4 separate regions of the Homo sapiens genome follow, and regions 2, 3 and 4 are each linked to region 1. The links are chromatin contacts, found by Hi-C or POLR2A ChIA-PET in ENCODE. All regions are on one chromosome and are shown on one strand. Each heading gives the region's core, a stretch centred on a gene start or an enhancer-like site at or near the end of the contact. The rest is flanking DNA. Distances are from core to core; before and after follow the strand shown. Region 1 holds the start of SIN3A (SIN3 transcription regulator family member A). Region 2 holds the start of ST20 (suppressor of tumorigenicity 20). Region 3 holds the start of SENP8 (SUMO peptidase family member, NEDD8 specific). Region 4 holds the start of PKM (pyruvate kinase M1/2).

Region 1 (5,208 bases), core at 1,650-4,149:
TGTCTTGTCTGCTCCCACTGAAGATGTAAAAAGAATTATACTTCACCAGGAATCTTGTCAAATTACTACACACCTCCTTCCTTAAAAAAGAAAAAAAGTCTTTCTCTGTATGTAAATTATTAAAACCCTCTTAATTACGAAGTGCCAATCTTTCTAAGCTATTTATCTCTGAACAAAATTATAGTATATAAAATAATTATCTGGAGATTATGAAGCATTTATGAAAATGTTCCTAATACAGCAAAACCAGGTTCTTACTTGAATCCTTATAGACTCTTCTGTGTTCCCCAGTATACAGCACTGCAAATCATGGGAACTATATATGTAGCCCAAATTTTCCTCAATGGTCAATCGTTCTCCACTATCTCTCTCAGTTTATGGCATCAGAAAAAACCACCTGGATTTTTTGTCTCCCCACCAATTCTATTACAGCCATCATTTGCTAAACTAAAATGCTATTGCTTTTGCAACTTCCTTAGCAGAGAAGGTAGGACCCACCTACCCTTTTCACATAAATATAGCACAGGGTACCACTCAGGCCCTACTAACCAAAGCACAAATCTAGAATTTCACTTCAGATAATTAACCAGAGGCTCATTTAGACATTACTGCATAAATAAACATTGGTTCCATGTTTATTTTTCTCATGAAAAATGTGAAAAACATTGAAATAATTTCTCTCAATAGGAAAAGATAATGTATCAAGTGAAAGCAAAAACCTCATCTAATGTGGTTCTGCTATCTAAATCTGAAATGCCCTAAGGCAACTCTCCAATACAGGCTGGAGGGCAACGCTACAGAAGTCACATACAGAAGGCTACCCTGATCCACAATTCCACCCTCCTCTGAAATAAAAAGGGCAACAACACTGTACTATGTAGAGTATAAATAGAAAGTGGTCTAGATGGTCTAACATAAGTACATAAAATAAAAAAGAAAAGACTTTTCACCTATAGTTACCTAAATAGCAAATTCTTTAGGAAACCAAGTTTTTTTGGTTGTTTTTTGAGGCGGAGTTTTGCTCCTGTCGCCCAGGCTACAGTGCAATGGCACCATCTCGGCTCACTGCACCCTCGCCTCCCGGGTTCAAGTGATTCTCCTGCCTCAGCCTCCCCAGTAGCTGGGATTACAGGCGCTTGCCACCACGCCCAGCTTTTTTTTGTATTTTTAGTAGAAACAGGGTTTCGCCATGTAAGCCTGGCTGGTCTCGAACTCCTGACCTCAAGTGATCCACCTGCCTCGGCCTCCCAAAGTGCTAGGATTACAGGCATGAGCCACCGCGCCCGTCCAGGAAACTAAGTTTATATAGCAGAACCATGTGCACAATGAAAGCATTCAAAAATACAACTGTCAGAGATATCGGAGTATTTTATTCAAAGTCTGAGTTCTTAAAAAAAAAAAACAAACCCTACTTTATAAACAGACCAGTTTTGAGATTAAAATGTAAATCCAAACTTTCCTGTTATAAATCTCAGCCTTGTAAAGAGGAGGAGCTTCCACTGCCTTTTCAAGGCTAACTTCGTTTAAAGTCCTAACGCACCGAAACAGACGCCAAGTCTACTACCCACCACCCATTGGCTCAAAGGAAGCCCCGCCCCGTACAGCCACGGTAACTGAACATCAAGGGAACCCCAGGGAAGGTTTTCCCTCCGCCACATTTCTAGTCTCTGATGACTCCCTGCCCCTCCCCTACCATCACCACCGCGGATCTAGGGTTCCAGCACCAGCCACGCACGCTCCTACAAGAGGACCTTGGGCACTTCGCCCCAATAGTTACAACCAAGAGGGGAGTGGGGGTGACCATGCTCCCACTCTCCTGGCTGCACGGTGCCAGACACGCTGCATGGAGCAAAGCGGAGAAAGCAGCTCCGGCACAGGGCCCTTGTGCCCCCAGGCAGAAGGCATGACCCAGCCACAAGAGTAAGTCCTGACACCTCCACAGCTCCCAGTCGGCGGGTGCCCCTCCCTCCCCACGGAGACATAGGGCGGGGCAGATCTAGGCGCCGAGACTCCCAGCCAGACCCGACAGCGGGCTTTCCCTAGCACCTCCTCATTGCCAAGGAGGCGGAAACCCGGGGCCTGGGCGGGGTGCAGGGGGGGACGGCCAAGGGGAGTGGCATCACGGATCAGTACGGCCCCTCCGGCCAACCGGATCCCAAGAAGGCGGAGGAACTCAGACTTCACGCCCCCTCCCTGCCGCGCCCTGAATCTACACGCGGGAGACCCCCCCCTACCCCTCCCCGACCCCAGCAGGCCAGAGCGCGGCCGCCAGCCCGAGGCCCCGCCCACCCCAGGAGGAGGGGAGGGGGTGGTCGGCCGCAAACTGCACTCAGCGCGAAGCCGGCCCCGCCCCTTTCTCCACAATCGCACGCGCGCGCCGGCCCCGCCTCTGAGCGGCGGCGCGAGAGCCCGCCCCCCTCCGCGCGCACCGGGACTACGCTCTCCTCCCCCTCCCGCGCGGAGAGCTACCCCGCTCCGCCCCCCACCCCCCTCACACAACCACACACCTCCCGCCCGTCTGCTCTACGGGAAGCCGAGGAGGTCAGCCCCCCCCCCCCAAAATACACACCCTCGAGTCCGGCGTTACCCGCCACCAGGCTCCCGCCCGGCCCCCGGCCCAGCGTGCTCTCACCGCAAAGCTGCTTCGGCCGCTCGTCACTGCGTGTCCCTCTCAGCGTGAGCCGCGAGCTCAGCAGGGAGGCCCCGAGAACGGCGCGGGGCACAGGCCCGCCGAAGCGGACTGCCAGCTACCTCTCCACTAACGAAGCGGTCACAGGCTCCGGTGCCCAGACTGGGAAGGAGGGAGGGAGGGAGGGAGGGAAACTCCGAGGGGGGAAGGGGAGGGGGGAAGATGGAGAAACCGTCTCCGCCGCCTCTACCGCCGCGGCCGCTTCTCTGTTACCCGGGAAATCCCGCCCACTCCCCCGACCCCGCCCCGCAGAGGGAAGACTCAGCTTCGTTCCAATACAGGACGCAATACCCGCCCGTCAAAGACTCAGCCAACCACCGAGGCCTGTCTTATGATTTTCCCGCCCCTTCCCCCTCGACTGGTAGGGGAGGGGGAGCCGCTCTCCTTCTCCACGCCCCTATTGGCGGGGAGCTTCCCTAACTCAACCCCGCCTATTGGAGACGGACTGCTGAAGCCCACCCCCGAGCCCCAACACTATTGGAGGAAGCAGGGAAGCTCTTCCTGTCTCATTGGAGGACACCACATAACCCGCCCTGCAGCGTCTCAGCCACAGGCCTAACAAGTTGGCTCCCGCCTCCGCTGGTCATCGCATTGGAAGGCTACCCCTGGCTCTCCCACCGCCCCAGTAAGGTAAGTAACCGATGTGGGGTAAAATGTCTGTAAGTGAAACAGGCTCCGCCTACCGCACTGCCGGGCCAGGCCCCGCCCCAAGAGTCGGATTGGATATCTTGGCGCTGGTAGGACCCTCCATTGGCCAGGGCGCCCGTCTAGGAAGGAGCTAATTCCACCCTGCGCGAGGAGGCTGAACCTTAGCAGTCCTTTTGTGGAATGTTTACACTAGAGACTGAAGCTCGGAGTTCCAGGGCCCGAGATAGGAGGGGGAGCGGAGCTCATCAGCGGAGACTCCACATCCTAGGATTTGAAGGAAAGGCAGCCCACCATGGAGGACTCCCTCACAAAAAAAATGAGAGAATGAGAACTCATCCTTCCGTCCAGTTATCTTTACAGTTTACATTCTACACACTGCGTCCTTGTAAACACAAATATCCGGAGCAGCTGGCAACTCCTTTCAGCCAAGTAGAGTACAGAACTAAGGTCTGGAGACCTAGGCGGAGAAGTAAACTCCCTAGAGCTGAATATGCAGTCCTAAGAGGGCGGAGATAACCAAAAGAGAGGCGGGCTCTAACAGCCACCGCCCTGGCAAGCCTCCGGAAGGCGGAGCGTGAGGCACAAGGTACTCACGATCTCCCGGGTGGATCTGGAGGCATCCTCAGAACTGAGAAAGGAGAGGAAAACACCAAAACAGGCCACGGCATAAATTAACATTGGGGACATGCCACACTCAGAGAATGGATAAAATTTCCGTAGTTGGGGACATAAGATAACGGCTGTTCACCTTCTCCTTGGCCGGGAGTGTTAATAGCAGTTCCTGTGCCCTCTCTGTGTAGGTAACAGTGCCTCGAACACACAGTGAGACAAAGTGCTTTCAATTCCTAGTTTGCTTTTATTTATTCACCAAATAGGGCGTGGGCCTGACGCTGATCTTACTTTGGGGGGCGCTCTCTCAGCGCCAGGAGAGGTGACGGGATTACGTTGTTACCGCTCTCCCGAATAAGTAGAACCCTCCTCCCAGAGAGCTAAGACCCCAAGGGACACGCCCAGGGAACCCACGCCTAGGTCCAACACTGTCCTCCCTCTGCAATCCAGCGGAAACGGCCAGGAACGAGCTCTGGCAGCAGGTGGGCCTGACTCCAGCGATGGCTTCGAGCCGCGAAACCACAGCAGCGAATTGTGAACTCCAAGGGTAGCCGACAGGTGGGAGCAGCCTCGCCAGTAGCCAAGCCCTGCCCCAGGACAGAGCTCTAAAAATAAGTCAGACCAACGAAGCGACCCCAGGGCCAAACTGCTCGGAGGTTAGGAGGAAGCGGCACTCCAGCAGAACTGACCCACGGCTACTTTTAACTTTGCGCCGCCTTCCACCACTAGACTGAGTACCACAGGGCATTCCCACCATGGTATCAAGAACTACTCAGAACCCAAGCCAGCATTAGGCCGCCCACGACTTCCCGTGAACACAGGGTACCACCTGCGCTAAGATCTCGCCTAAGGGCCCCAGGCCAGGGCACTAGGTTGTCAGAGTCTCAGATACAGCCAACTAAGGACAGCCGCTGCCATGCCTAGGAAAGAACAGACACTTGCAGCGTCTGCAGAGTTCTCGAGCTTAAGCTCAGGGAAGTCAAGGGGCACGGAAATAGCCAAGCGACAGGGTTAGAACTTTAGTACTTGGCCCCGGCCCCGAAAGGCAGATCTCAAACCCAGCAGAACCTCCGGAGTTTCGCTCCCGAAATCCACTCCGCACTGTAATCCCCTGGCTTCACCCCGAAGGCTACTAGGTCTCGAGCCTCGGTGGAACCTTTGTGTGGCTTCTCGGCTCTCCCCGCCCCCCTCGCCAAGGGCGCCGAGCCTAGGACTTCCGGGCGGGAGGGCAGTTCGAAGGAGCTAGGCGGGCCTCACACATG
Region 2 (5,208 bases), core at 2,709-5,208, 4.5 Mb after region 1:
ACCCCCGCCCCCCCTCCCCGCGGCTTTTCTTTCCTTAGTCCTAAGGAATGCTTTACCTTGGTATGTCCCAACCAAAGAATGCTTCACTGCCCTGTGGCTTCTTTTTCCTTAGTCCTGACCACCAAGGAAGTATTTTACTGTCTCCCCTGGCATTTCCTTTCTTGGTCTGTGCAGAGTTGCCTGGTCCAGGTGGTATGTGAGGATCTTTTACTCCAGGTCACCAGCCGGTTTCTTTCCACATTGCTGAGAGTCCAGTTTATTTGTCATAACTGGTGGGTCTCGATTCCTTACCCTGAGGCCGCTACAACAAGGCAGTGGGGCGCCTTCCTCATGAGAGAGGACCAGAGACCCACCCCCCCACCCCCGGAGGAGAATGGCTCCCTGTACAGGCCACCGCCATTGTTACAAGTAAAATGTTTATTTAGAAACAGAATGCTTGCTCCTAGGTACTGCAAGGAAAAACCAGCATTTAGACAAAAAGTTTTTTCAGCAAGGCAATTTTACTTTCTGCAGAAAGGGTGCTCCTCACAGATGAAACAATGGTGACAGCACACCCGAACAAAGGAGGGAAGCAGTTTTTATCCCTTATGCAGCTTGTGTCCTGTCTCCATTGGCTGGAGCTGGACCTCACAATTTAAATTAAACCCGACTGGCTAATAACTTAAAACTTTCCTATATAGGGAAAGGCAATAGAGAACAAAGGAAAAGAAGAAGTTGCTTGCAAAAAGACTTAGAAAAGTAATAATATTTCCAAATAAGGAAGGGGCATAGGCTGCAAGCTGGAACGTGCCTGTGAGCATGTCCAGCACAAATATCTTGGTTAAAGTACAAGGACATAGAATATACTTATTCCCTTATATCTAACAGCTACATAGGATAGGGCTTAATGAAGAGTCATTAGCACAGAGCAGAGGAGGCTTGAAGGAAGTTAGTCTTTAAAAGAAACTATTATTTCTAACACTTATGATTTATTCTTTAACAAGAAAGGAAATTTCGAAAAGGAAACTTTTTACTTTCTACAGGCTGATGAGTGCAGCTAATCCTCATTATTATAAGCATCACTATTATCATCACTTGCAAGAGCCATGTGACAATATTTAGATGATTCTGGGTTCTTTTAAAGTGCATACATACTCAGGATTCCTTTGGGAGGATGCAATTTCATTTATATGAAAAACTGTCACTACCACAGTCAGCTCTAATAATATTTGATATCACCTGGTAATAAAGGTTTGTCGGCTGGGTGCGGTGGCTCACGCAGCACTTTGGGAGGCCAAGGCGGGCAGATCACGAGGTCTGGAGTTCGAGACCAGCCTGGCCAGTATGGTGAAACTCCATCTCTACTAAAAACACAAAAATTAGCTGGGCATGGGGGTGGGCACCTGCAGTCCCAGCTACTTGGGAGGCTGGGGCAGAAGAATTGCTTGAACCTGGGAGGCGGAGGTTGCAGTGAGCTGAGATCATGCCACTGCACTCCAGCCAGGGCAACAGAGCGAGACTCCGTCTCAAAAAAAAAAAAAAATAGTAAATAAAAAATAAAGGTTTGTCACCATATACTCAAGAGTACTTCTGTTATTCAAATCTCCTAACTGGGAGTTACAAATATCTCTGACTCTGCTCTTGTAGCTGTCAGAGCATAAAATGCCCTTCCCACTCTTTCCTCACTTCCAGACTCCAAAGCCTCCTCCTCAAAGTTTGGCCCCTCTACTTTGGACTACTGTTTTCTTCCCAGTTACTGCGCACTGACAGTACTTTTGTTCTCTCTTTCGGCAATTCACCATACACTTTCTAGTTTATTTATCTGCATAAAACTTAGTTCTCAACAAGACTATAACTGCCTTATGAACAGGAATCAACAGTTGAGAATCTTCAGAGTCTCCTATAACATCATGTAAGAGCTCACTAAATGTTTGATTTAAATAACTAGGCTTAAGAGTAATAGGCTGGGCATGGTGGCTCATGCCTGTAATCCCAGCTCTTTGGAAGGCCGAGGCGGGAGGATCACGAGGTCAGATCGAGGCCATCCTGGCTAACACGGTGAAACCCGTCTCTTCTAAAAATACGAAAACAAAAAATTAGCAGGGAGTGGTGGCCAGTGCCTGTAGTCCCAACTACTCGGGAGGCTGAGGCAGGAGAACGGTGTGAACCCAGGAGGCGGAGCTTGCAGTAAGCCAAGATCTCAACAGTGCTAAATGCATACATGGATTATCTTACTAAATTTTCATAACTCTATAGAGGTAAGTGCTATCATTATTTTCTCCATCATAGAGGAAGAAAGTGAAGCTCAGAATAACTTGCTCAAGGTCATACAGGCCTGGGCAAACCCAGGGCCTGAATCCAGCAAAGCTCTTAACTACCTCAGAACACTGCACAGTTCGAGCCCTGCAATACTACAGTCTATGAATGATTTCGATTTCACTAAGTTAGAAATTTGAATTTCAACAGAGACATTTTAGCTAAAAGGTAAAATTTTAAAGAGGATGAATTAAGAGAATTTCCCACAGACATCTTTATAATAAAATGAGGAGAAAAGCCTCCCATTTCCTATTTATGAAAGTGATATTAAGGTGTGTGTCACAATTTCATCAAGAAGTGGCTTATGACAATACAGCTTTGGTTTAGGTATTAAAATAGGACTCTTTTCTGCCCATAGGAGGACATGGAAATGAAGGATAGATGTGATAAATGTCAATTCAGAGCTCTGCAAAATGCCAGACTCAATTCTTGTTTTAAAATATCAGAGCCAGGGCTCTTGTTTCACCCTTGATTCTTCACACAAAACACCACCATCCTCTGACCTCTTCACACAGAGCAAGCTTTACCCCACTACCTAAAGGGGAGTGCTGATCCACATGGTCTCCCCATCCACGCTAGAAATTGATCCCAAACACCAACCGCTGCATAGACGTCGGCGACTTTGGTCTGCACCCCCCGAACTTGGTGATACCTCATCAAGCCAAACCCCTCCCCAACATCCAAAATGCCCAGACCAGCATCCGAAAGCTGGTCTCCTATACAAAGCAGAATCCCTGCCTACAAAGCAGTTTCCCACCTCCGACTCCTCCCCACGGCGAACAGCCCTTCTGGATCCAACCAACCCACCAACCCCAATAGGGCCCAGCACCCAGAGGGTCCACAATCCAGAGAAGGAGCTACAAGCCCTGTACTTGCAAGCCTCGAACCCCCAACTCCAACTGACCTCCCCTCTGCCAGAGCAAGACCACGAGTACCCGCCGAGAGCGGACCTGGCTGGCTACACAAAGCCAGGCGCCCGACCAGAGGGATCCTCCGGGACGTCCTCCGCCACCGGGGCGTCCCCGCCCAGCCCCGCCCGGCGCCCGGCGCTCACCAGCTCTCCTCCCCCTCCTCCTAGCCTGACAGACGCTCCAGGTCGTCTAGCAAGCCGCCCTCCCCCGCCGCCAGCAAGAAGGTGGCGTCTCGCAGCTCCTCGTTATTCGTCCGCCTCGGGTCCATCCGGCCCCGCCGCCCGACTTTGCGCTGAGACCCAAGGGGAAGCCCCGAGGGGACCCCGCGCCGTAGGAGGGAGTGGAGGAGCCGGCGAACCGCGATGGAGCCGGGGCCCAGCACAGCGCGAGCGGCTCCTCGGCTGTTCGTGCTGCTTCCCCAGCTTCTTCACCGGCACCTGCAGCTTCCGCACCTCCTGGTCCGCGTTCACGTTAGAGTTAACGTCCTCCATCCCGGCCCCGCTGCCTCCGCCGCCCGCGGCCCTCTCGCTCTCGCAGCAACAAGGGAAGAGCCGGAGGAAAGAGGCGTCCACGCCGCTCACTCCAGCCGAGGCCCCCGCATATAGCAGGGCCAGGCCCCGTCGCCAGGGTTCCCCCAGCGCGGGTCCCGAAGCACCGCTGGCCACAGATGAACCGCCTCCTCAGCGCAGGTCCGGGATTCGGGGAGGCAGCGCCAATATCCGGTCTCTGCAGCCATCTTCCCTCCGTCCCTCCGCCCACCGAGGGTCGGCCCTGTAGGTGACCTCAGAGCGTCGGGGATGGGCGTGGCCCCGTCGGGCGCTAAGAAGACCTAGCGCAGAGAGGACCGCCGAGCTCCCGACGGGGCGGGGCCAGGTGTGTGAGGGGCGGGGATTGGACCCGGAGGGGCGTGTCTGGACTGCCGGCGGAAGTGGAACGCGGCCTGACCTGCGACGGAAAGCCACTGCAAGCCCGGAGGCGAACAGAAGGCATTCCGCGAGCCGGGCTGAGTTGGTGAACACGGTCCTCGTTCACCCCGCCTATTGGTCTGGGCGTGTGGGGTATTCTCCACCCACTTATACGGCGTGTGGGACCGACGGGCCCGTCCTGCCCGGCTCCGGTCCGGATCTCGAGTAGGCGCTCAATGGGATTCGGGGAGACGTAGTTTACTTTGTTCAGCAAATATTTAACCGATGCCTATTTTAATGGGAGATTGTTTCCGCTGGCGGGAGCCTCAGAGACCGCCTGTGTCCTTTAAGAAACCCGAATTTCAGACAGTTAAGAGAGGTCTAAGGTCAAAATAATAATCATAATTTCTTCTTACTGGCCAGATACTATGCTAAGCCCTTTTTAATTTTATTATTATTATATTTTGTCACCGAGGCTGGAGTGCAATGGCCCGATCTTGGCTCTGCAACCTCCGCCTCCCGGTTTAAAGCGATTCTCCTGCCTCAGCCTCCCGAGTAACTGGGATTACAGGCGGGCGCCACCACGCCTCGCTGATTTTTGTATTTTAGTAGAGACGGGGTTTCGCCATTTTGGCCAGGCTGGTCTCGACCCTGACCTCAGGGTGATCCGCTCACCTCAGCCACTCAAAAGTGCTGGGATTACTGGCGTCAGCCACCGCGCGCCCGGTCGTGCTAATCACTTTGAAAGGCATTATCTCATCGGTTAAAACATAGTTTTCCGGACTTAAAAGTTTACAGCACACTGGCGCAGAAGATGGAAAACCGCTGCTTGCCTTTCTCCGTTTATTGACTCACATTCTGCTCTTTGGATCATTTTCTTCGGAAAAAGTTTTCCAAAGTGTGTCTTGTGTATTAAAAGTTGTGTATTAAAAGTATTTGAACACGCTGACAGATACTGAAGAATGCAGAAAATTGTATGAGTGTGAAAATCTGCCTTTACGATGTGTACTAGTGGCAGCAAATCCAAACAAAATTTAAGTGCTTTGTTTTGATCACATTCATTGGGCTTCAGATGTCAATTGTGCGCTGCTTTGGCT
Region 3 (5,208 bases), core at 778-3,277, 3.3 Mb before region 1:
ACATTACATTTCTTTCTTGACAACTCAGGAGCTCAACTTCTACAAACATTTTATTCAACATTTTACTGCTATTGAGAAGGCTGTTGTTGGTAATGACCTCAGTGAACACTGCATGATTTCTGTACTTGCTTCTTGGAGAAGCAAGACAGCAGCACCAGGCAACAGAAGTTTATTATTAAACCGACATCGAAGCATTCAGGGATTAAGGAATGCTACAAATCTTATTTTTCTAGCAAATCCAAAAAACAGTGAATCCAAAAAAAGTCCCCTAGTATCCTTTAAAAATAAAAATAAGAAACAGTTCTAGTATCTGCAGCAATCGACAAGGAGGTGAAGTAATACTACAAGACGACATAGTTATATCCACTAGTGCAACGTGATTTAATCCTTACAGAGGTCCCTAAAACATCAGTGCTGGACAACCTCACACGTTCTACACAGAACAGACAAGACGAGGTGCAGGCTCTGTGACCTTATAATGGCACACACACAACTGGCCTCATGCTTCCATAACTTCACTCTGCCTCCCACTTTTTTCAGCCCAACCCCTCCAAACATGGGTCTCGGTCGGTCCCCTTAAGCCACAATGGAGGGAATACATTAGGCTAAGCAAATATTCCCTCAGGATTTCATGGCAAAGCCCTTTCAACCAAAGAAAGGATCGCGACTAAGGAGAAAGATAACAAGGTTTGCTTGAGGAGAGGTCTGTTGAGAGAGGCTACAGTCGGTGGTGGGAGAGAAGCCAAAGTCTGTGACGGTGTCTAGAGGGACTGACACCACATCTACCGGGAGTAAGAACACCATGACAGCGGCTATCTGAAAGCCGTGATGGCTAGGGTTAGTGCTAGTCGGCTTGGTGATGAGCGAGCTGGGAGGGGTTCTACTAAGAAGAGTAGGGCGAGGGGCACATGGGGGACGCAATGGGTTAGGGGGCGGTCGAGACTTTGCCTGAGAACTGTAATCACGTCAGCCCAAGGGAGGATGTAACGTAGTCTAGAAGCTCCATTAAGAGTCCTAAGGGACTCTGAGGGGTACTAATGGGGTCTGCTGGGTTGGGGGGACCGTGACAGAATCTCCGGGGAGGCTGGAGGGCCGGAATGGTGCCCGGCCAATGGAAGATACAGGGGGTGGGGTCTACTGGGGATCCGGGGCCGTGATCTGGTGTTTGGGAGGCTCGGCGCAGACCCGCTCGCGGGGCGTCTCCGCTGGGACGGGGCGGGGCGGCCCGACCGGAGCCAAATAGCGAGGCTGAGACGTGGGCCAGGACGGGCTGCAGGGCCGCTGGGCGCTTGGGCGGGTCTTACCTCGGGCTCCGCCGCGGTGGCCACCGCAGCCCCCTCCTCTTCGACGGAAGCTGCCTTCCACCCTCCGCCCCAGGGTAGGACCGGAGATGGCAGAAGAGGCCGAGGCCACCGAGGGTCGGACGGTTCCGGGAGGGTGGGCCCAGCAGCCTCAGGGTCCGGGCGAGCGGCCGCGGCGCATCCCCCGCCCTGTCAGAGAGACTCCGCCCGGCCTGAGCAGGCACATCCCCCGCCGCACCCCGCCCAGAGAGCACGCGTTGGACCGCCGCCTCAACCGCTGCCAGCGGCCGCCTCTGCCGGTGCAACTACTGCCTCCGCCGCCGCCTCTCGCAGTCCGGGCTGTCCTGTACTCTCTCAACAGACACAGCCAACCGCCGCCGCGTCCCTTATCCGCTTCGGTCGCGCGCCCCCGACCCCGCGCACGCGGCCCCGCCCCGCGCGACTCCCCGGCTGCAGGCGAGCAGGCGCGCGCGCACTTACCTCCCACGCCCCCTACTGCCAGCACGGGTCGGCCCCGCCCTGTCCCGCCCCCGCACGTGACGCCACTGGAGAGTACAGCGTGCGCTTGCGCAGACACGCCCCCTTTCCTACGCCCCAGGCGGCCCCGCCCAAATTTTTTCTTCTTCACCTTACGGCAGAGCAGGGAACTCAGCTTTAGATTCTCCCTGTACTGGAAAGGGATGTCGCAAGGTTGGGGACGAAACCTCTGAGTTTGCGACCGTAGCTGTCGCTTTCCGGCCAACACAGAGGTGCCTGAAGGCTGGTTGGGGTGGTGAGGCCCGAGGCAGGTAAGAAGCCTCCTCCCCACTTCGGTTTGTCTCGGCAGTGGATCGCTCTCCCACCCACTCAGATTCTGGCGTATCCGTGCTCCCTCCCGATTCTGGACCTGGATTCTCAGCGCCGCCGGTCATAGCCCCCGCCCCTTTTCAAACACGCACGCTCTCTCCACCCACTGCCCCCTCCATTGTCCCCGCCCCGACCTCCGTTTCCATTCATTTCTCAGACTTTTCACTGAGTGGTTTCCATGCCTTGGGTTCCAGAATGTCAGAGGCGAATTAAGTGGTGTCAGCTTTTTGAAGTGCTTTTGTATAGGAGACCGTGAGAGAATCCGCAGTGGTAGTACAATAAAGTGACAATAGAGAAAAATGCACGGGATGCTGTCTGCGCACAGAAGAGGGGTCCCAGGTTGTGTAGGAGGATAACGTGAGGAAGCCCTTTCCAGGGTGACTTTTGGGTCACTTTTAGAGGACTGTGTTAAAAGACTAGTAATCCAGTACCTGGTCAAAGAAATACGAAAGGAGGTAAAAGCAGAATAACGGGCGCAAGAGCATGTGACAGTGGTGGTCTGAAAGAGAAAAAAGAAGTAAAATAAACCTGATGGAAACCGTACTAGTGTAGACTTCCCTTTAAAGAAGCATCGTTATAAAGTTAGAGAAATGAGGAACGAGAATATGGCCCTCAGGAATGTTTTCTGTTTAGGTAGAAGACTCAAAAGCGTACCATGAAACCGAGAAGTGGCCTCTTCGAGGGTGAGGGAGGCTAATTTATAAGATCAAGATCACTAGTGGAACGCAACCTTGTATGTGCATTTGAATCACCTGGGAAACTTTTTGTTAAATAAAACCAATACTGTTGCCCCACTCTAGACCAATTAAATTCTGGGTTGTGCCAGGTGTCATTACTGTTTTAAAGCTCCACAGGTGACTCTAATGCTAAAGATTGAGACTCACTAAACTAGAGAGAAGGAAGTTGAGACAGTTGGCTCTGTAACATTAAGATGGAGGTCATTTAGCCGGGCGCGGTGGCTCACGCCTGTAATCCCAGCACTTTGGGAGGCCGAGGCGGGTGGATCACGAGGTCAAGAGATCGAGACCATCCAGGCCAACATGGTGAAACCTCGTCTCTACTAAATATACAAAAAATTAGCCGGGCGTGGTAGCAGGCGCCTGTAGTCCCAGCTACTCGGGAGGCCAAGGCAGGAGAATGGCATGAACCCGGAAGGCGGAGCTTGCAGTGAGCCAAGATCGCGCCACTGCACTCCAGCCTGGGTGACAGAGCGAGACTCCGTCCCCGCCCCCAGAAAAAAAAGATGGAGGTCATTTAACTACAGAGAGGCTTGGAGATGGAATGAGAAACTTGAGCGGCGTTATGTTTGGAATAACTGGTCTGGGAAATGGGAGAAGGAGCCACTCTTGCCTTTCTCTTCAGCACTGTTCATTCCTCAGTGTTTATCAGGTCCAAATTAGTTACTTGTCTCTTTGCTCTCCCGTTCCCTTCCGTCCAGGATTGGTCAGCTGTTGTCTCCAGCCTTAAAGCTCAAAGGCCATCCCCACTTCTGTCCCCAAAATGATCAGAGCTAAGCCAATTTATGAGATGCAGAGACCAACATCCAGAGCTAAGCCAATTTATGAGATGCAAAGACCAACATCCACTCTCATAGAGATTACTACATACAGTGCCTTGCCAATTTAGAATCTTTTTCTATTATTTATCATTTAAGTTAGTAATGAGATATAAAGATATTTAAAATACAGCTCAATTAGGATGGAAAATTACCGTATTAGGGAAAGCAGGCCTTTAAACAAAGAATTCACTTGGCAGGCAGAGAAGCTGTATGAGGTAAAGACCAAGACAGTGTATGGCTGCTATCTATTAACTAGGGTTAATCCAAAAACCTGTCTATCAGACCCAGATAAGAACGAGTTATTGTTGTCTAGTATGGCTAGAGCATAGTATGGAGAGTAGAGGTGGGACAGAGATGAAGATGATAAAGTGGGTGTGAACAGATTATGAGGAGCCTTGAATTCCATGGTGAAGAGTTTAGATTATATTACTAGAAGTAATTAATAAGTACAAAAAAGGTTCTTAACCTCTTTTACCCAGTGGACCTTGTTGGCAGTCCACCTTATAGATTCAGTCTCAGAAAAATGTTCTTAAATATATAAAATAGAATACGTAGTAATATAAAGGAAACTAATTTTGTTAAGTTTTTAAAATATTAAAACAAATGTGTGATATATATGCACTTTATGCATTAAATAAAATCTGGCAGCAGGTCTAATTATATAATTTCTAAGTAGTGATGACTATAAATTATATTTTGAAATGCCTGCAGCAACTTTAATGTGATGTGAAAATATCAGATTTCTATTGGTAAAAAAGAGAGTGCTAATATTGTAGTTTGTGGTCCACACTTATTGAAGAAATGCTAAATTTCAGCTACTGATTATTGAAAACAAAGATGCAATTGTTTTCCCAGTCTAAGTTCACAGAACCCTGATATTCTAGCCACATCCTGGTCTATGGATCCTAAGTTTTAAAATATCTCAGTATAATGGTTTTAAGCAAGAGCATGACATCAAATCTGTGTTTCAGAAAAATGATGAAGCAGTGTTCACTTCCCAACCTCTCTGCTGGGATGAGAGGCTGGCTCTGGGGCAGCAACCAGTACTATCCCACTGTTTCCTAATAACCAGGGCCTGCAGAGGGACTGAGCTTGTGGGTGTATATGTCTGTGAGAGTAATACCAGAAAATAAATCAGGAAAGGTAGATTGGGGCTATTTTTGTGGAAATCATTGAATGCCAGGCTGTAATTTGTAGTTACTTTGGTAGACAATGGAGGGTTGTTAAAATTTTTTGGAGTAGAATAATGTGATTAGAGTTCTGTTTGAAAATCTAGAATAATGTGCAGGTTAGATTATCAAAAGAGAAGATAGGAATGAAGAGACTAGAACAATAAGTTAATTAATTTTTGAAAAATGGAATCTTGGGCCAGGTGCAGTGGCTCAGGCCTGTAATCCCAGCACTTGGGGAGGCTGAGGCAGGAGGATCACTTGAGCCCAGGAGTTCAAGACCAGCCTGGGCAACAAAGTGAGACCGTGTCTCTCCAAAAAAAAAAAAAGAAAA
Region 4 (5,208 bases), core at 1,032-3,531, 3.2 Mb before region 1:
GTATTCTACTTACAGCGGAACACCAAAGGCTTAACTCAGCCCCTCCTTGCCTGCCTTTGTCTACAGGTCCCAATCTCAGATGACCAAAAAGCATCTGCTCCAAGCAGAGAGTTGGAAAGTTACATTATCAGTTACTTTGTCAATATTAAACCAGATCCCTTGGGGAACTGGTTTCCAGGAGACACGTGGTTATTCAGAGAGCCTGATTCCTCACGATTAGCTGTAGGCGTTTGGGGACAGTAGGAAGACAATGGATCAAGGCCCTTATGCTCAATTGTGGACTAAGTAATTGTGCTCAAAAATAATATATTCAGTCACAGGCTTTTCTTCTGGGTATTTCGCCAGAGATTAGACACTTACTGAGTGTGCCACATCCACGTAAGCATGAATCCTTTCAACCATCATGAGGAAAATGTTACTCCCAGTTTTCCCAGGGGAAACTGAGGTGTAGAGGCTGAACTCCTTCAGAGTCTCAGGAAATTAATGAGTCAAACCTGATTCTAAACGCCTTTTTGACAACTTCCCAATGTCTCTCTCCACGTGGACCTTCACTGTCGGCCTCACTTTAACCCGTACCAGCAAAGGTCCAAGCCCTGGGTCTGGAGTACGTAGATTAAGAAGCCAAGGGATGCCCTTACATGACTGAGTCTTTAAATGATCTTCAGACTGGAAGGTGCTTTCCTGCATCTTCTAATCCAGTGTGCTTGCCACCTGGTGAGACCTTACGAGGCTTCCTGTCCCCCTCCCTCCCACAGCAGGAAGCTCGTACCCCACTCCCAGCATTACAGGAGATACATTTTAAGATTGTGAGCTCGGTGGGCTATGACTCGTCTAGTCATCCTGGTCTCTAACTCTGACCCCCAAACAGCCCTTGACCCACACCGTTTGCGTTCAGTGAACGCGACAGATTTCCTGCCCCCTCCGTAACCAGATCCCCACCCCACCCCGCGGCCTCCGCGTTCCACAATCAGGACGCATTTGTTAAAAAATGTGCCGGATAATTAAAAAAAAAAAAAAGAAAGAAAAAAGAAAGGAAAAGAAAGAAACGTGCCGGAGAGGCGCGGAACGGGCGAGGGCCAGGAGGCCCCAGCAAAGCCTGCAGAGGTTTATCCCGCCCGTTACGAGGCCCAAGGCCATCGCCCGGTGAAGCGGGGTGGGCCCTGGGCGCGGCCGCTACGTGCAGCCCGGCCGCGGCGAGATGGAGCGTGGTCCCTGGCGGCCACCCGGCAAGGGCCGGTCGAGCTCTCGGGCCCCGAGCCATTCCCAGGCCCTCGCAGGCCGCCCATCTAATCCCGGCCACAGGGGACGGCACCGCGCCGCAGGGGCAACCGCCCTGCCTCCCGGCAGCGGGGCAGGCCAACGTTACGTAAGTCTCCAGCTGCCCCCGGGCCGCCGCATCCCGCCCGCCGCGCGGGGCACCCAGCCCAGCCCTCCGCCCGCCCGCCCCGGACACGGGGCCTCAGCACCGCCCGAGCCTGCTGGGAGCTGGGAGGCGGTGATGGAAAAGGGGGGTGGGACCGCGCTCGGAGACCGGAGCAAGTGGGCGGGCGCGACCAGAGCAGAGAGGGAGGGAGGGAGCGGACACGCCAGGCGAGGAAGGGGATGCGGGGGAGCGGACGTGACCAGCAAGCAGGGGGAGGGGCGGCGAGAGGGAACTGGGGCGCGGGAAGGGCGGTCGCGCATGAATGGAGAATGGACGCGGGAGGGGAACCAGAACGCAGTTTCAATGAGTTACACAGAAAGCATTAGAATCAGGGGACACGCACAGCTTGAAGAGGAGGGGGTGGAAGGACCAGACTTAAGGAGGAAGAGGGGAAAACGAGCACGGAACAGGCGGCGCGGAGAAAGGGGAAGCAAGGGTGGAATCAATCACGAGGGACCGAGAGAAGGCAGGCGAGGATGGAGGCGCATTGAGGATTGGGGCAGGAGGAAGAGGATGGGACCAGAATGAGGGGGTAGGGCTGGGGCGGGAAAGGAGCCGGCGGACCCGCCTGATCTGGAAGGAACGGCGCTGGGGACTTCTGAAGAGCAGGCCCCAGGCGTGAGGAGCCGTTCTCCTCTCTCTGAGCTCCACTGCATCCCAGACGCCCTGGATCCTGCGCCGCCCTGCCTGCGTGCCCGGGGCCGGCCGGCGCGCCGGGATTCCGCACTAGCCGGGCGACTGGCCCTTGGTGGGGACTGATGGCGTAGCCTCCTGCACCGCTCACCTCCGGCGCTGACCGACTCGGGCTACGCTGCAAAGACGAAGAGATCCGGAGCCACGGCGCGTGCAGCTGCTGTGCAAGGAGCCACTGCCTCAGCCTCAAGGTTATCCCGCTGCGGGCCGCCGCAATCCCTCCGCCGCCCCGCCCTCTGCCCAATCCCGGCTCCGGGCGACCCGGGCCCCGCCCCCTGCGTCCCCGCGGGCGCAGTCACCTTCAGGAGGAAGCGCGGCGGCGGCGGCGGAACGCGCGGGCAGGTTGCCCTTTCGGTGGGACTAAATTCTGCGGCGGAAGGACACAGATTCAGAGTCACATTTTAAGAAACCTGATGACCAATGGGGACGCGGCGGGGCAACGGGGCCCGCCCCCGGAGCGACTTTCCTCCCAGACCCCCGGGCGCCGGGCCACCTGTTGCCGCCAAGTTGGGCTGCCAGATGGGGTGTCTTTTCTTGGCTCTCGGCCCAGGCCACCCCAGCTGTCCCGGCCTACCTGGGCAGGGCCCAGATTTATGGGTTCCGGGGCAGCATTCTCCCGGCCCCGCCCTGCCACTCCCCACTCCTCCGGGTGTCTGCTCTGGCGCACCCTCGGAGACTGAGCTGAACGGAAAGTTGGGGAGAGCTGCAGACTTGTGCGTGGTTGGAGGTCCTGGCCGCCTTCGGAGGGGCTCTGGCACTGGAGCGGCAGTAGGGAGAACTAGGGACTGCGAAGTGGGCCTGGAGCGGGAGCGCGAGGCCGTTTTCCTCTTAGGACCATTCATTGTGTTAGGACCGCGGAACAAGGAAGGACCGGTTGGGGCCATGTGAATAATTTAGTAGGGTCTGGAATCCTGCAGAGCGAATGCCTCAGAGTAGAAAGTAAATAGACGGTGTTGATATTAGCGCAGAGCTGGGCATCTGGAAATATCAAGTCAGAACATTAGGGCCGATAACCTATGCAGGAGTCAGCATTTCTGTTTTCACCTTTGTCGTGTTTAAGTCAGTATTGTTGGAACTTTTCTTACATTTTTCTACAAGACATTTTCTGATTTCCCAGTTGTTAGCCAGCAACTAATGATGCGAGCAGTTATCAATTAAACAGCTGTTAACTCTTGCCTTCATTCACAGATACAATGTTGCGCATTCAAAATGTGAAGACCGTTCTCTTAGGTTCTTTTTTTATTTTCCTGGCAAAAGAGACCAAATGGGTGTGACCTGCTCAGGCATACCCGCTGCCTGCAGCTGAATCACAGGCCTTCATTCGCTTCCTGTTAGCTCAGATAAGCTGGGAGGAGACAGTGACAGCCTAAAAGTAAATTTCTGTTTGAAGTGAGATAAAAATCTTTCACTTTCTTCTGTAAGTCTTTCCTGGTCCCTTTAGTTGTTGTTGGGAAGGAAATGCTTGATTATTAAGGTGGTGAAAGAACATGAAGTTGTTGAGAAGGAAAAAAGACATGCCCCCCTAGGGAGGGTTAGATTCCTCTCTATCAGAGAAAGAGGGATGGCATAAAAGTCCCTCCCTGGCCCCTGAGCTGAGGACAAACTAAGAACAGTGGTGGACAACACTGGGATGGCAAGGATCTGGCCGATGCTGGACTATATTGTATTTTAAAGTTCTAAATTGTCTGGGTGCAGTGGCTCACGCCTGTAATCCCAACACTTTGGGAAGCCGAGGCCGGCGAATCACATGAGGCCAGGAGTTGAGACCATCCTGGCCAACGTGGCGAAACCCCGTCTTTACTAAAAATACAAAAACTAGCTGGGCATGGTGGTGCACGTCTGTAATCCCAGCTACTCGGGAAGCTGAGGCAGAATCGCTTGAATCCGAGAGGTGGAGGTTGTAGTGAGCAGAGATCACTCCACTGCACTCCAGCCTCCGTGACAGAGCCAGACCTTGTCTCAAAAACAAACAAACGAAAAAGTTCTAAATCTAGATATGTTCACAAGACTGAAATGTACATGTAGAGTTGATGGCAAACTAACTCCTCAGTTGCAGATTTTGATCTGACAGTTCTAGAAATGCTGTCCACGAGCCTCTGGCAGAGACAAATCCAGCGAATCGTTGCTCACATTAGGTGCATAGTAGGCCGGGTGCGGTGGCTCAGGCCTGTAATCCCAGCACTTGGAGGCAGAGGCGGTAGGATCACGAGGTCAGGAGATCGAGAGCATCCTGGCCAACATGGTGAAACCCTGTCTCAACTAAAAATACAAAAATTAGCCGGGCATGGTGGCGGGCGCCTGTAGTCCCAGCTACTCGGGAGGCTGAGGCAAGAGAATCGCTTGAACCCAGGAGGCAGAGGTTGCAGTGAGCCGAGATCGCGCCACTGCACTCCAGCCTTGGCAACAGAGCGAGACTGCGTCTCAAATAAATAAATAAATAAATAAATAAATAAATAAATAAATAAACAAACAAGTGCATAGTAAAAATTTGTCACACTGAAGGTAATTTTCTTTTTGCCGATAAGTAGCACAGTATAGAAGATCAAGCTTGGAGGCCTGGTGCCAGCCATTGGCTCACGCCTGTAATCCCAGCACTTTGGTTGGCCGAGGCGGGCAGATCACGAGGTCAGGAGATCGAGGCCATCCTGGCTAACACAGCGAACCCCATCTCTACTAAAAATACAAAAAATTAGCCGGGCGTGGTGGCATGCACCTGTAGTCCCAGCTATTCGGGAGGCTGAGGCAGGAGAATCGCTTGAACCCGAGACGCGGAGGTTGCAGTGAGCCGAGATTGTGCCACTGCACTCCAGCCTGGCTAACAGCGAGACTCTGTCTCAAACAAACAAACAAAAAAAGATCAAGCTTGGGTTCCATCATACCTTAGTTCCAGTTCCCTATGACCAAATATTGTAATTTAATGTGTAGAAGTCCAGTTCCTCAAAAGTAAATTGAGGACAATTTACTTTTATGGTGGAGTTTGATGATGTATGTGAATGATTCCAACACTGCCCAATAGGCATCCTCTTTCTTTGGGAATTGACTAGTCCTGGAGGGCTGTCCTTGTGACACACACACACACACACACACACACA

What was found. A loop is a pair of places that touch in the nucleus more often than their neighbours do. ChIA-PET counts read pairs that join two places held with the same protein, here RNA polymerase II (POLR2A). Pooled maps may share reads with other maps.
Region 2: a loop to region 1 is called in a map of naive thymus-derived CD4-positive, alpha-beta T cell, with 34 times the contacts of the local background. The contact joins the promoter of ST20 here to the promoter of SIN3A in region 1. A Hi-C loop is called at or near these places in 1 of 168 maps with a recorded cell type or tissue (naive thymus-derived CD4-positive, alpha-beta T cell) and 7 of 50 pooled maps. POLR2A ChIA-PET finds 5 or more read pairs at or near these places in 1 of 52 experiments (naive thymus-derived CD8-positive, alpha-beta T cell).
Region 3: a map of CD8-positive, alpha-beta T cell shows a loop between it and region 1 (11-fold over the local background). The contact joins the promoter of SENP8 here to the promoter of SIN3A in region 1. A Hi-C loop is called at or near these places in 2 of 168 maps with a recorded cell type or tissue (CD8-positive, alpha-beta T cell and naive thymus-derived CD4-positive, alpha-beta T cell) and 12 of 50 pooled maps. POLR2A ChIA-PET finds 5 or more read pairs at or near these places in 1 of 52 experiments (T-cell).
Region 4: a pooled map shows a loop between it and region 1 (29-fold over the local background). The contact joins the promoter of PKM here to the promoter of SIN3A in region 1. A Hi-C loop is called at or near these places in 4 of 37 single-sample maps with no recorded cell type and 14 of 50 pooled maps. POLR2A ChIA-PET finds 5 or more read pairs at or near these places in 2 of 52 experiments (BJ and WTC11).

The regions. Positions count from the first base shown.
Region 1 is chr15:75,448,791-75,453,998 of GRCh38, forward strand. It overlaps SIN3A (SIN3 transcription regulator family member A), which reads right to left and starts at 2,900. Exons shown (of 21, transcript NM_001145358.2): 1 at 2,633-2,900. RefSeq lists enhancers at 1,318-2,237, 1,665-1,794, 3,505-3,554, 3,784-4,315, 4,316-4,848 and 2 more and silencers at 2,045-2,544, 2,765-2,864.
Region 2 is chr15:79,919,794-79,925,001 of GRCh38, forward strand. ST20 (suppressor of tumorigenicity 20) reads right to left here and starts at 3,959. Exons shown (of 3, transcript NR_037653.2): 1 at 3,659-3,959. It overlaps ST20-MTHFS (ST20-MTHFS readthrough), which reads right to left and starts at 3,299. Exons shown (of 4, transcript NM_001199760.2): 1 at 3,246-3,299. ST20-AS1 (ST20 antisense RNA 1) reads left to right here and starts at 2,978. Exons shown (of 1, transcript NR_028330.1): 1 at 2,978-5,061. RefSeq lists silencers at 3,117-3,226, 3,247-3,316, 3,327-3,376, 3,997-4,146 and enhancers at 3,677-3,856, 4,287-4,336, 4,538-5,198.
Region 3 is chr15:72,116,376-72,121,583 of GRCh38, forward strand. SENP8 (SUMO peptidase family member, NEDD8 specific) reads left to right here and starts at 2,028. Exons shown (of 2, transcript NM_145204.4): 1 at 2,028-2,089. It overlaps MYO9A (myosin IXA), which reads right to left and starts at 1,775. Exons shown (of 42, transcript NM_006901.4): 1 at 1,305-1,775. RefSeq lists an enhancer at 717-926 and a silencer at 1,127-1,896.
Region 4 is chr15:72,228,909-72,234,116 of GRCh38, forward strand. PKM (pyruvate kinase M1/2) reads right to left here and starts at 2,282. Exons shown (of 11, transcript NM_002654.6): 1 at 2,208-2,282. RefSeq lists silencers at 1,154-1,663, 2,224-2,723.